Linked DNA regions of Homo sapiens: region 1 is linked to region 2. The links are chromatin contacts, found by Hi-C in ENCODE. All regions are on one chromosome and are shown on one strand. The core of a region is the stretch at or near the end of the contact, and the rest is flanking DNA. Distances in the headings are between cores, read along the strand shown.

The links. Hi-C counts contacts between places; a loop is a spot of excess contacts on that map. Pooled maps may share reads with other maps.
Region 1: a pooled map shows a loop between it and region 2 (13-fold over the local background). The contact joins the promoter of TRAIP here to the promoter of USP19 in region 2. A Hi-C loop is called at or near these places in 7 of 50 pooled maps.

Annotation. Positions count from the first base shown.
Region 1 is chr3:49,854,396-49,858,635 of GRCh38, reverse strand. TRAIP (TRAF interacting protein) reads left to right here and starts at 2,072. Exons shown (of 15, transcript NM_005879.3): 1 at 2,072-2,280. The coding sequence starts at 2,183. It overlaps CAMKV (CaM kinase like vesicle associated), which reads left to right. Exons shown (of 11, transcript NM_024046.5): 11 at 1-647.
Region 2 is chr3:49,118,519-49,123,093 of GRCh38, reverse strand. USP19 (ubiquitin specific peptidase 19) reads left to right here and starts at 2,271. Exons shown (of 27, transcript NM_001199161.2): 1 at 2,271-2,338; 2 at 3,813-4,072. The coding sequence starts at 3,949. LAMB2 (laminin subunit beta 2) reads left to right here. Exons shown (of 32, transcript NM_002292.4): 27 at 42-390; 28 at 724-931; 29 at 1,009-1,150; 30 at 1,234-1,410; 31 at 1,502-1,661; 32 at 1,732-1,980. The coding sequence ends at 1,868. RefSeq lists enhancers at 994-1,982, 1,983-2,972 and a silencer at 2,091-2,410.

The DNA of each region.
Region 1 (4,240 bases), core at 823-3,322, 740 kb before region 2:
TGCCTTTCCGAGTCCTGCAGTGGGCTGCCCTGTACCCTGAACCTCATGAGCCTCTAAGGGAAAGGAGGAACAATTAGGACGTGGCAATGAGACCTGGCAGGGCAGAGTACAAGCCCAGCACCCAGTGTCCCAGCCTTACTGGGTCCTTACCCTGGGCCAAACAGGGAGGGCTGATACCTCCTTGCTCTTCCTAGATGCCCACCTCCTACAATCTCAGCCCACAAGTCCTCTCCACCCTAGGGGGCTTGCTGCATGGCAATAACTCATAATCTGATTTGGAGGTTTGCCCTTTACAGGGGCAGATTTTCTGCTCAGTTCAACAATGAAATGAAGAGGAACTCCCTCTTTCTACAGCTCACTTCTATCAGAGGCCCAGGTGCCTCAGAGCCACATTGAGTTGCTTTTTCTGGGATGAGGAAGTAGGGTTAAACTCCCCAGTTTCCTGAGGGAGGCTCCTGACAGGTGCCCTTTGTCAGACCCTACCACAGCCTGGATAGGCAGCCACATTGGTCCTCGCCCTTGCTCGGCACTCCGTGGTGGTCCTGCCCTTCTCCCTGCATGCCTGTGGGTCTGCTCTGGTGTGTGAAGGTCGGTGGGTTAACTGTGTGCCTACTGAACCTGGCAAATAAACATCACCCTGCAAAGCCTCTGGCCACCCTCTCGCCTTTGCTTCCTCTGTCCTACTGGGGAGGAGCCCCTGGAAGGCAGTGGGGAAGGGAGAGGCTGGGAGCAGGTTCACAAGTAGTGGCTGGGAGTAGTAGTGAACAGTGCCCTGTGGATTTCTTGGGCTGAGGGTGAAGATCATCCTCACCACAGTGTATTCCTCAATGGTGGTGGTGGTGGGGGTCCTCTGAACTCTAGAAATCCATGTGAGTAGTGGGTCTTGGGCTGCATTTGGACCAAGGAATACTCCCTGGGCTGAGAGCTCAAGTAAGGGCTGCTGTTTTTGACTCCTGTTGACCGAGGAGCCTTACTCTTGATTTAGGCATAGAGCTGGAATCTACCTGGGCCAGCCACCGCAAGGACAGACCCTGCTCATAGCCAAAGATAGCTTCCCTGAGCTAGGGAGAGGGTGTAGGGTGAGCAATGCACAAAGATTCTATGCTGCTCTGTGTTGATTCCTTCTTTCTGTGAACACCTGTGCTTTCCACCTATGCCCCAAATGAAATCTCACTCTGGGTCTATTTCAGCTGGAGCAGATCAGCTTTATATTATGGGACTATGCACAGGGTTTCTTCTGGGTAGAGGGAGTAACACTGCCACAGATACTAAGCCTAAAAACCCAAAAGTTGACTTACTCCAGCCCAGGTGGGCCTGGGTGAACTCACCAGGGATGCTGCTCTCTGGGAGGACCTCAAAGATAACCTCCTCAAAGATAACTTCTCTGATGTGGGAATAATAAAAAGGATTTGTTAGTCTCTAGTCTTTGAAGCATCTGGGCCTCCAAAATTCCAACCCTACTACAGTCTCAAGCATAACTGATCCTCCTGAGAGCTAAGAGCTAAAGTCAGGGTACTGGCCCTAGTGTCTCCAAACTCAAGGATAGTCATATCTTACTTGGATGAAGCCAAGGTTGGCCTGGGGTGACCTGAGGGACTGGGGCCTATGTGTCCATCTTTCTAGAATCGCCCGGAACTGAGGACTGAGAGGGTAGGGTATTGTGGTCTATGGGAACTACAGACCATAGCGCATGGTCCATCACTGTCCAGAGCCCAAGGGACCCATCGGGACCATTGTTCTATTCCCTTGCGGCTGCGGTTTTCTCTGCCTTGGCCCAGCCTGCCTCGCGCCAGCTCTGGCATGGGACCACAATGCGCTGCCTTGCCCTGGAAAAGGGTCCAGCTGGCAGCCTCGCTGCTCCCCGCCTTGATATAATGCTGCGCTCTCAAGTGGCAGGTCGAGTCTCCCCAGAGGACGCCTGAGAGCGACCGCGCTCCGCCCAGGATTCTCTACGGCCTCGGGGCCGCTAAGCCCCGCCCATAGTTCCGCCCATCCGAGAATTTGTCCAATCCAGGCGAAGTATTCACGCTCCGCCCAAAGTTTTGTGTTGTCACTTCCGGCCCGCTCCAGGAAGTCGTGCTGCGGAGCCAAATTTGAAGCAAGCGGAGGCGCGGGGGCGCGTCTACGAAGCCGGACCTGTAGCAGTTTCTTTGGCTGCCTGGGCCCCTTGAGTCCAGCCATCATGCCTATCCGTGCTCTGTGCACTATCTGCTCCGACTTCTTCGATCACTCCCGCGACGTGGCCGCCATCCACTGCGGCCACACCTTCCACTTGCAGTGGTGAGTGACTGCAGTGTTGGGGCCCGGTGTTTGCCCGGGTACCGCTTCAGGGCCTTGAGGTGTTGGGCCTCCAGGCGGTCCAACCCCGGAATCCAGACAAGTGATGAGAACCTTCCTCCTAGACGAGGCCCCACGGGAGCTTCCCAACCTGGGCAGAAGTGGGTCAGGACAGGCTTTCTGGTAGAGGTGATAGCTGAGCTAAGCCTGAGGGGGACTAAGATGGCTCAGTGAAGATAGATGCTTCCTTGATCACCTATACAAACAGATGTGATTTCAAAACCGTTAGCCTGGGCAAGGGTGAGCTTTCACCACATCAACAAGTCCTTTTATTTCTTCCAGATAGAAACCTGCTAGGCTTCTGGCTACCCAAGAGAGTTTGCTGTGCCTTACTTGATGGTTTGGAATTATTCTACCCAGAGTCATCTCACTGTCCAGACACCCCAATGTATTCGCCATGTCAGCAAACCCGTTTAACATGGGGAAGGCAAGGAGATGCTCCCCTATCCAGGGGTCCTGCTGACCGTGTAGGGCCATTCTGTTGAGTGTACAGCTAGTGGGGAAAGATTCCCCTAGCAGATGTGGACAGGCCGGTTTGGACCTCCTAGCAAAAGAGATAAGGCAGCGTTACCCCTGGGAATGGTGGGTGATAATAATCACAGGGTCTTGTGGGGCTAAAGGCCCTAGGAAGCAGAAAGGCAGGCATGACACTGATGGCTGCTGGCTTACTTGCAAAGCTTTGTTTAGGCCTGTGTTGCTGACAGCCTGAGCCCCATGCTGAGGGAGCCACTGCTGTTTGGTTAGACTAGAAATTAAGCTCGCCTCTAAGCGTACTCTATTTTCTGTTTGCCTACTCTATTTTCTTCTATCCTTTTACTTTATTTATTTATTTTTATTTTATTTTATTTTTGAGATGGAGTCTCGCTCCTGTCGTGTAGGCTGGAGTGCAGTGGCGTGATCTCGGCTCACTGCAACCTCCACCTCCTGAGTTCAAGTGATTCTCCTTCCTCAGCCTCCCAAGTAGCTGACATTACAGGCGTGCGCCACCACGCCCAGCTAATTTTTGTGTTTTTCATAGACAGGGTTTCTCCATGTTGGCCAGGCTGGTCTCGAACTCCTGACTTCAGGTGATCCACCCACCTTGGCCTCTCAAAGTGCTAGGGCCTATCCTTTTACTTTAAACTTTTCTGTGTCCTTGTGTTTTACATGTATCCCTTGAAACAGCATTTATTTCTTTTTTTGTATATTAAAAAGTACTTTAGCTTACTGCAAAGATCTTTATTTTATTTTATTTTGAGACAGGGTCTCACTCTGTTACACAGGCTGCAGTGCAGTGGTGCCATCTCGGCTCACTGCAGCCTCTACCTCCTGGGCTAAGGTGATTCTCCCATCTTAGCCTCCCAAGTAGCTGGGACTACAGGCGCCTGCCACCATGCTTGACTATTTTTTTTTTTTTGTATTTTTAGTAGAGATGGGGTCTTGCTATGTTGCCCAGGCTGGTCTTGAACCCCTGGACTCAAGTAATCCACCCACCTCTGCCTCCCAAAGTGCTAGGATTACAGGTGTGAACCACCGCACCCAGCCTTGGAAAACAACATTTAGTTGGACTTTTAAAAATCCAGTCTGATAATCTTTGTATTTAACTGGACCATTTAGTCTACTTAAAATTGTTGCAATTACTGATTAAATAAAGAGTAAACATATTGTCTTTAGTCGATTCTGTTTTGCCTTGCCTATTATATCTTATTGTCTCCTTTCTTGCCTTGGTAGGAATTGGTTAAATATTCTGTATTTCTCCATTTTTCCCTCAGTTAGTTGGGTCGTTATATACCCCATTTCCATTTATAAGTGGTTATCCTAGAAATTAAGGTATGTATCCTTAACTTACCAATTTCAAGGTTAATCAACACCTTTCTCATTTTCCCAGGCAACTCAAAGAGCTTAGAATACTAACATTCTTTTC
Region 2 (4,575 bases), core at 1,022-3,521:
TGTTCCTCTCACAGGGCCCTGACTTGTTCTGTGCCTGGCAGGTGTGTGGGGCACCAGGGGATGCACCCTGTGCTACAAGCCCTTGTGGGGGTGCCGGCTGTCGAGATGAGGATGGGCAGCCGCGCTGTGGGGGCCTCAGCTGCAATGGGGCAGCGGCTACAGCAGACCTAGCACTGGGCCGGGCCCGGCACACACAGGCAGAGCTGCAGCGGGCACTGGCAGAAGGTGGTAGCATCCTCAGCAGAGTGGCTGAGACTCGTCGGCAGGCAAGCGAGGCACAGCAGCGGGCCCAGGCAGCCCTGGACAAGGCTAATGCTTCCAGGGGACAGGTGGAACAGGCCAACCAGGAACTTCAAGAACTTATCCAGAGTGTGAAGGACTTCCTCAACCGTGAGCCTCCCACGTGTCCCAGGCCATGTGGTTGTCCCCTTTGGCAACTCCCGGTGTCTGTATCTCCCTTGGTTCATACTTGAGCCTCAGGGACTACACTGGATTAGTGTTTATGATCCCTTGACTGGCTCCTGAGTTATTGCCCATATGTGGTCCCAGGTCCATGTTCTTGAGTCTGAGCCCCTTGTATAGTCCCTGTCCTTGTGATTATATCCTTATGCCTGGTAACAAACCCCTATCCCATGTACATGTCCTGAGTCCATACCCCAAAACTGTATCCTCATGCCCATGCTGGAGAATCTATGTTCTTAAGTTCTTGCTGTGTCCCTATAGAGGAGGGGGCTGATCCTGATAGCATTGAAATGGTGGCCACACGGGTGCTAGAGCTCTCCATCCCAGCTTCAGCTGAGCAGATCCAGCACCTGGCGGGTGCGATTGCAGAGCGAGTCCGGAGCCTGGCAGATGTGGATGCGATCCTGGCACGTACTGTAGGAGATGTGCGTCGTGCCGAGCAGCTACTGCAGGATGCACGGCGGGCAAGGTCTGACCCCATCCCTGGCCCCTATCCCTGACACCTGGTTTTGATACCTCCAGGTTCTGATTCCCCCTTCTCCCCAGGAGCTGGGCTGAGGATGAGAAACAGAAGGCAGAGACAGTACAGGCAGCACTGGAGGAGGCCCAGCGGGCACAGGGTATTGCCCAGGGTGCCATCCGGGGGGCAGTGGCTGACACACGGGACACAGAGCAGACCCTGTACCAGGTGAGGTCTTCCTAGGACATCAGTGGGACAAGGTTATGGGCATGAACCGTAGATCTGTGTAACCTTTGGCTCACCCATGGCAGGTACAGGAGAGGATGGCAGGTGCAGAGCGGGCACTGAGCTCTGCAGGTGAAAGGGCTCGGCAGTTGGATGCTCTCCTGGAGGCTCTGAAATTGAAACGGGCAGGAAATAGTCTGGCAGCCTCTACAGCAGAAGAAACGGCAGGCAGTGCCCAGGGTCGTGCCCAGGAGGCTGAGCAGGTGGGTTGAGGCAGAGCCAGCTGGAGAAGGTAGGGGTGGAAGATGGGCCTCCACTGAGCTACCACGCTAACCTAACCCTCTACATCTGCAGCTGCTACGCGGTCCTCTGGGTGATCAGTACCAGACGGTGAAGGCCCTAGCTGAGCGCAAGGCCCAAGGTGTGCTGGCTGCACAGGCAAGGGCAGAACAACTGCGGGATGAGGCTCGGGACCTGTTGCAAGCCGCTCAGGACAAGCTGCAGCGGCTACAGGGTAAGAAATGGGGCACCAGAGACACAAGACTGCGGGAAACCCCCCCTAAACTGACACCTGCCCTTCCTAGAATTGGAAGGCACCTATGAGGAAAATGAGCGGGCACTGGAGAGTAAGGCAGCCCAGTTGGACGGGTTGGAGGCCAGGATGCGCAGCGTGCTTCAAGCCATCAACTTGCAGGTGCAGATCTACAACACCTGCCAGTGACCCCTGCCCAAGGCCTACCCCAGTTCCTAGCACTGCCCCACATGCATGTCTGCCTATGCACTGAAGAGCTCTTGGCCCGGCAGGGCCCCCAATAAACCAGTGTGAACCCCCACTGTGTTGTCTGGACTCTGATTTGGGGCGGGCGGGGGAGTCTCCAGGGGAACCTCGAGGTTGCCCCCAGCAGAACCCATGCACCGCTAAGCCACCCGAGCACCGCCTCCTTCCGCTCGGGCCCGCCCCGGAGCTGCGGGTCGCTCCGAGCCCATTCCCGCCGGAAGTGCGTCACCAGCTTGGCGCTCCGCCTCCCTCGGCCTTAGCTAGAAGTCGAAACAAAACAAGCCGCTAAGGCGGTGGCGGCGGCGCCGGGACGGGGGAGGGGCGCGCCGGAACCGGAACCGACCTGCGCCGGAACCGGAACGGAGAGCGGGTTGCCAGGGCCCGAAGAGGGCTGGCTGCGGCGGTCTCGCTCGGTGAGTGGAGCAGGCTGCAACTCGCTGGCTTGGCCGCAGCGGGGAGGCCGCAACGCGCGGCCGCGGCGGCCTGTTCAAGGTCACGGGCCGTGCCAGTCCCTACCCCTAGTGCCCCGCAGCGTGCCAGCCCACTGATGCCGGCAGGGCCGTTACGCTATGCCTGTGGCCAGCCTCCCACCTGGGAGAGGACTGGCGGCCAGCGAGGGCAACTTCGTGGGAGAGGTGGTGGCGGGCTCGGGGTTCAGAGGCTGAAGCTGGGTCGCAGCTCGACCGGGGCGCTGATCTGTGGTCAGTAACCCCGCGCTGCCATTTCAGGCCGGCTCGGGTCTCTAAACAGCCCCTTACCCGCCTCGACGTCCCTGGGGCATGGGGGAGGGACGCGACCTTCGGCTGGGGCCTGGGTGCAAGAAGGAGGCGCCGGTGGCAGGTGTCATTAAAGATCCAGCCCACCAGTACCACATCTGACCTGTAGAAGGGTATCCTGCCATCCCTCCTTCCTCCTTTACACACTTAGGGGAACACAGACTAGTCATTATCTGTCCTGCTACTGGTTCAGGCCAGGCTTGAGGCTGCCAGGAGTCCTGGATCTGTGGTCCTCCCCAGCCTCATCTCAGTATCTAGTTTCAAGACCTTCATTTTGGAGGAGGAAACAGTCCAGAATCCACTGGTGGGTCTGTGGGAAACTGTAGTGGTCCTTGTGGCTCAGAGCTCATGAGTGAAGGCATCTGGGAAGGAAGGTGATAATTTCTGTTCCAGTCTCAAACTGGATGCCCATCCTGCCTTAGTACTGGAGCAGGGTTGCTGCTGAAGAGGTAGCGTGACATCTAGATACACTTTTCAGTCCCTTTCTGCTTGGGACAGCAGCTGGGGAGAGGACTTTCTCTTGAAATGAAGAAGGACCAAGCAGTACATAGGAGCAGGTTCTTGCCAAGGGTGGGAGCTGGCAGGAGGCAGGTGGAGTGCCTTAGCCCCAGGACTTTTTCTGGGCAATGGTAGAACCTGGGTTGAGCCTGTTTACAGCCACAGAGCCTGGTTCTCCTGCGGCTTGTCTCCTGTCCTGCCTTCCTCCTCCACCTTCTATTTCTCCAGTGGTGACTAAGCAGCCAGTGAGAGTGAAGGAAAAGTGAGCACCCTGCTCGGAGTGCCAGCCCTGTGGGCTGGAGCCGTGGCTCCTCTCCAGATTGGTGGAGTAGCCTGGTCCCAGGCCATGACTTCCTTGACCTGGTGCCCCCTCAGTGAGGCTTTCACCTGTGTGGGACTGTTATGGTGGGTATCTATGAGGCTTGGCCAGAAGTGGTTGCTGCTACTTGCATTATTTATTACCTCTTCAGAATATCCTGAGAGTGTCCAGGGGTACTTAAGAGATGAGAAGATACAGCTCTGTAGCATTAGTGTCCTGTGTTGCTGAGCCCTGGGTGTAGCTAAAGAGCAAGTTGTTGGGTCTTGGCAGTGATCACTGGCTTCTTTCCATTAGGCTGTCCGTTCCTTGCTGGAGAATTTGGCCACAAAGAGTTGCCAAGATAGCTGGGCCAGGAAGAAAGCGCCGCAGCCCTGACCCAGACGCTGTTGCCGACCCCGGGGCACTCTGGCTGTCGACCAAGCGGCTCAAGATGTCTGGCGGGGCCAGTGCCACAGGCCCAAGGAGAGGGCCCCCAGGACTGGAGGACACCACTAGTAAGAAGAAGCAGAAGGATCGAGCAAACCAGGAGAGCAAGGATGGAGATCCTAGGAAAGGTGGGAGTGGCATTCCCAGAGTAATTGTGGCCTTCTCTGCCTCCCATCTTATTGGTATACAGATTGGGGTTTGGGAGATGACTTTCTTGTTCTTCTCTCTGTCCTGGTTTGATGATGAGAGAAGAAGGACCCATGATAACCTCAGTAGAGCCTCAGCTTTGAAGCCTGAGTACTTGGCTAAGATCCAGAAGATGGTGCTGTTGGGGGGCTTGCCTTCTTTCCTTTTTAAACTTTTTTCTTTTTTTTGAACCTGTTCTTTTTTTCCTTTTTTTTTTGAGATGGAGTCTCATTCTGTAGCCCAGGCTGGAGTGCAGTGGTGCAATATTGGCTCACTGCAACGTCCACCTCCTGGTTCAGGTGATTGTCCTGCCTCAGCCTCCCAAGTAGCTGGGATTACAGGTGCATGCCACCACGCAAGGCTAATTTTTTTTTTTTTTTTGAGACAATGTCTCACTCTGTCATCCAGGCTAGAGTGTAGTGGCGTCTTGGCTCACTGCGGGCTC